Linked DNA regions of Homo sapiens: region 2 is linked to region 1. Evidence: read pairs that join two places in POLR2A ChIA-PET (ENCODE). Cell type or tissue: B cell. All regions are shown on one strand.

The links. ChIA-PET counts read pairs that join two places held together with the same protein. Peaks named below come from ENCODE experiments on the same cell type or tissue, not always from the same donor. Only the 100,000 strongest peaks of a DNase experiment are listed, where the experiment ranks them.
Region 2: POLR2A ChIA-PET joins it to region 1 with 7 read pairs; 2 of 35 experiments call an interaction of 5 or more read pairs at or near these places.

The regions. Positions count from the first base shown.
Region 1 is chr17:78,774,175-78,776,674 of GRCh38, forward strand. All of the region lies in intron 1 of CYTH1 (cytohesin 1), which reads right to left. Among named protein-coding and RNA genes, the nearest start is that of CYTH1, 6.8 kb to the right of the region's middle. RefSeq lists an enhancer at 395-896. In B cell, no CTCF peak of the experiment used is centred here; a DNase peak (open chromatin) is centred at 1,047; H3K4me3 peaks cover 2,309 bases; H3K27ac peaks cover 2,500 bases.
Region 2 is chr17:78,217,720-78,220,219 of GRCh38, forward strand. All of the region lies in intron 3 of BIRC5 (baculoviral IAP repeat containing 5), which reads left to right. Among named protein-coding and RNA genes, the nearest start is that of BIRC5, 4.7 kb to the left of the region's middle. In B cell, no CTCF peak of the experiment used is centred here; no DNase peak of the experiment used is centred here.

The sequences.
Region 1 (2,500 bases):
AAAAGTTGGCACCAGACATCAAGAATTCTAAAAATGTTTATACTCTGACATGTTCATGTCACCCTGAGAATATATCTTAAAGACCACAAAGTGTGTATAATTATGGCAACCTTATGTTCCAGATTTTCTAAGAAGGTGTTCACTGTAAATAATTGTGTTCTTTTCAATAAAGGCAAATCAGTAAGTTAGTAACTAAGTTTGAGAATAATGGAAGTCATCCATATCATAGAAAAACAAAGAAAACGGGTTCTGCATGGGGTCAAACATGCACAGAAGTGTTCTGGTTTCTGTTTGAAATGGAGAGTTGAGGAAAAAAACTCAAACTCACCACATATTAACTTTTTACAAGATGGAACTTGGTTCAATCCATTATTCCCTCCACAGTTGCTGAGCTGCCTCTGTAGGGCCCCAGGCACCATGCCTATTCTGGAGACATGGTGATGAAAAGGCAAATCTTTCTTAAATGCAACAGGCTCCTCTCCCCAGCCCGCAGCAGCACCCAGACATGCCAGTGCCCAGACCTTATTTTTCTTGTTGAATCTTCTCACCACCCACACACAGGTCTCCATGGTACAGCATGACAGCTCTTCCTATAATTCTGATATAAATCCTCCTTTTATCCAGAGTCTTTGGTCACAAACCGTAATACATACATGTGAAATGTTCCCAAATCTTGAGTAGACACTCAAGATTATGCCTGTGAGAAAACTCCTTTCCATGAAAACACAGAAGAAACTACTCTCTTTTCTTATCAAACCCCCGAAGTACCCACCAGGGCATTCGGCATGGGAAATCGGGTTAGAACTGCCGCAAGGCACTGCTCCCTCAGACAGCCCACCACCTGTGGCTGGCATAACGGCCCTGGACTTGCTGCCTGCTTTCCCTCTGTGCCACTAGGCACCCACCCCTGCAGTCACCCCAGCTCCCGAGGCATCACACCATCCACAGACCACAGGGTTAGTCCTCCTGAGGTCCCTCTGTGTGTTATGACACCACACCTAACCCGGCACAGAAACCAGGCTGAACACCCTGACAGTCTCCTGTGGCCCATGAAGATTGGGGGGGCCGCTGGGGGTTAGGGGAAGAGGAGAGATGGAAGGAAGTTACTAATTAAGAGTGATCTTGAAAGCCTCGGGTGCTAAGGGTCTTTTTTCTTTTTACCCCTGTCCTGAGTATTCCCTTATATCCTTCCCTCAAAGGCCAAAGCTAGAGACAGCAGATACGTTTTTATGCAATTGGACCTCAATGCTTCTCGAAATATGCGAATGAACAACTTTCTTGAATGTCTTACCCCACCACTCTTCCTCTACAGAGAAAGTGAAACCTCGTTTTTTTAATTCTTGCTGAAAACACTGCTATTTTAACTTGAAATTTGTTCTTTCTTGTTTTAGATAATGAATTAGTTCTACCTTTCCTGCTTTAGATAATCAATCTGGGAACTCAATGTAAAAATTACATCAAAGGCAAATAAAAAGTAAGGTATTTCAGAAGCTGAATAAGTAAAGGACATTTGCAGACGTCTCTTCCTTTTCATTTGAAAACTCACCTAAAAATTATTTTAAAATTCTCTGTTGACAACTTCCCTAATTGAAGCTAACTTCTTGAAAGGAACAAAAATAAGACATGCATTTGCTATAATGAACATGATAGACTCCAGCAACTTTCATTTTAAATGTTTATATAGAAATTATGCTTAAAGGCCAGGCACGGTGGCTCATACCTGTAATCCCAGCACTTTGGGAGGCTGAAGTGGGCAAATCACCTGAGGTCAGGAGTTTGAGATCAGCCTGGCCAACATGGTGAAACCTCGTCTCTACTAAAAATACAAAAATCAGCCGGGTGTGGTGGCACATGCCTGTAATCCCAGCTACTTGGGAAGCTGAGACAGGAGAATCACTTGAACCCAGGAGGCAGAAGTTGCAGTGAGCTAAGATCACGCCACTGCACTTCAGCCTGGGAAACAGAGTAAAACTCTGTCTCAACAACAAAAAAAAGAAATTATGCTTAAAAAGGAAGTTCATAATTGAATCACGGCAACTGCAGTCATTAGCCCCAAAATGATGACCATTACAGAGCAACAGGATGAACATACTCTCTGGAAAATCCCGCAAATACTCCCTTAAAGTGCATTATATGTGGTTTTCTGTTTACAACCCTGAACATTATTACACAGAAATATATACTGGCAACAGTACACACAAGCCAGGCGCAATGGCTCACACCTGTAATCCCGGCACTTTGGGAGGCTGAGGCGGGCAGATCATTTGAGGTCAGGAGTTCGAGACCAGCCTGGCCAACATGATGAAACCCCATCTCTACTAAAAATACAAAACAATTAGCTGAGCGTGGTAGCACACGCCTGTTGTCCCAGCTACTCAGGAGGCTGAGGCACGAGAATCGCTTGAACCCGGGAGGCAGAGGGTGCAGTAAGCCAAGATCGTGCCACTGGACTCCAGGCTGGACAACAGAGCGAGACTCTGTCTCAAAAAAAAAAAAAAAA
Region 2 (2,500 bases), 560 kb before region 1:
ATCTCCTGACCTCGTGATCTGCCTGCCTCGGCCTCCCAAAGTGCTGGGATTACAGGTGTGAGCCACCACACCCGGCTATTTTTATTTTTTTGAGACAGGGACTCACTCTGTCACCTGGGCTGCAGTGCAGTGGTACACCATAGCTCACTGCAGCCTCGAACTCCTGAGCTCAAGTGATCCTCCCACCTCATCCTCCCAAGTAATTGGGACTACAGGCGCACCCCACCATGCCCACCTTATTTATTTATTTATTTATTTATTTATTTATTTTCATAGAGATGAGGGTTCCCTGTGTTGTCCAGGCTGGTCTTGAACTCCTGAGCTCAAGGGATCCTTTTGCCTGGGCCTCCCAAAGTGCTGAGATTACAGGCATGAGCCACCGTGCCCAGCTAGGAATCATTTTTAAAGCCCCTAGGATGTCTGTGTGATTTTAAAGCTCCTGGAGTGTGGCCGGTATAAGTATATACCGGTATAAGTAAATCCCACATTTTGTGTCAGTATTTACTAGAAACTTAGTCATTTATCTGAAGTTGAAATGTAACTGGGCTTTATTTATTTATTTATTTATTTATTTATTTTTAATTTTTTTTTTTGAGACGAGTCTCACTTTGTCACCCAGGCTGGAGTGCAGTGGCACGATCTCGGCTCACTGCAACCTCTGCCTCCCGGGGTCAAGCGATTCTCCTGCCTTAGCCTCCCGAGTAGCTGGGACTACAGGCACGCACCACCATGCCTGGCTAATTTTTGTATTTTTAGTAGACGGGGTTTCACCATGCTGGCCAAGCTGGTCTCAAACTCCTGACCTTGTGATCTGCCCGCTTTAGCCTCCCAGAGTGCTGGGATTACAGGCATGAGCCACCATGCGTGGTCTTTTTAAAATTTTTTGATTTTTTTTTTTTTTGAGACAGAGCCTTGCTCTGTCGCCCAGGCTGGAGTGCAGTGGCACGATCTCAGCTCACTACAAGCTCCGCCTCCCGGGTTCACGCCATTCTTCTGCCTCAGCCTCCTGAGTAGCTGGGACTACAGGTGCCCACCACCACGCCTGGCTAATTTTTTTTGGTATTTTTATTAGAGACAAGGTTTCATCATGTTGGCCAGGCTGGTCTCAAACTCCTGACCTCAAGTGATCTGCCTGCCTCGGCCTCCCAAAGCGCTGAGATTACAGGTGTGATCTACTGCACCAGGCCTGGGCGTCATATATTCTTATTTGCTAAGTCTGGCAGCCCCACACAGAATAAGTACTGGGGGATTCCATATCCTTGTAGCAAAGCCCTGGGTGGAGAGTCAGGAGATGTTGTAGTTCTGTCTCTGCCACTTGCAGACTTTGAGTTTAAGCCAGTCGTGCTCATGCTTTCCTTGCTAAATAGAGGTTAGACCCCCTATCCCATGGTTTCTCAGGTTGCTTTTCAGCTTGAAAATTGTATTCCTTTGTAGAGATCAGCGTAAAATAATTCTGTCCTTATATGTGGCTTTATTTTAATTTGAGACAGAGTGTCACTCAGTCGCCCAGGCTGGAGTGTGGTGGTGCGATCTTGGCTCACTGCGACCTCCACCTCCCAGGTTCAAGCGATTCTCGTGCCTCAGGCTCCCAAGTAGCTGAGATTATAGGTGTGTGCCACCAGGCCCAGCTAACTTTTGTATTTTTAGTAGAGACAGGGTTTTGCCATGTTGGCTAAGCTGGTCTCGAACTCCTGGCCTCAAGTGATCTGCCCGCCTTGGCATCCCAAAGTGCTGGGATTACAGGTGTGAACCACCACACCTGGCCTCAATATAGTGGCTTTTAAGTGCTAAGGACTGAGATTGTGTTTTGTCAGGAAGAGGCCAGTTGTGGGTGAAGCATGCTGTGAGAGAGCTTGTCACCTGGTTGAGGTTGTGGGAGCTGCAGCGTGGGAACTGGAAAGTGGGCTGGGGATCATCTTTTTCCAGGTCAGGGGTCAGCCAGCTTTTCTGCAGCGTGCCATAGACCATCTCTTAGCCCTCGTGGGTCAGAGTCTCTGTTGCATATTGTCTTTTGTTGTTTTTCACAACCTTTTAGAAACATAAAAAGCATTCTTAGCCCGTGGGCTGGACAAAAAAAGGCCATGACGGGCTGTATGGATTTGGCCCAGCAGGCCCTTGCTTGCCAAGCCCTGTTTTAGACAAGGAGCAGCTTGTGTGCCTGGAACCATCATGGGCACAGGGGAGGAGCAGAGTGGATGTGGAGGTGTGAGCTGGAAACCAGGTCCCAGAGCGCTGAGAAAGACAGAGGGTTTTTGCCCTTGCAAATAGAGCAACTGAAATCTGACACCATCCAGTTCCAGAAAGCCCTGAAGTGCTGGTGGACGCTGCGGGGTGCTCCGCTCTAGGGTTACAGGGATGAAGATGCAGTCTGGTAGGGGGAGTCCACTCACCTGTTGGAAGATGTGATTAAGAAAAGTAGACTTTCAGGGCCGGGCATGGTGGCTCACGCCTGTAATCCCAGCACTTTGGGAGGCCGAGGCGGGTGGATCACGAGGTCAGG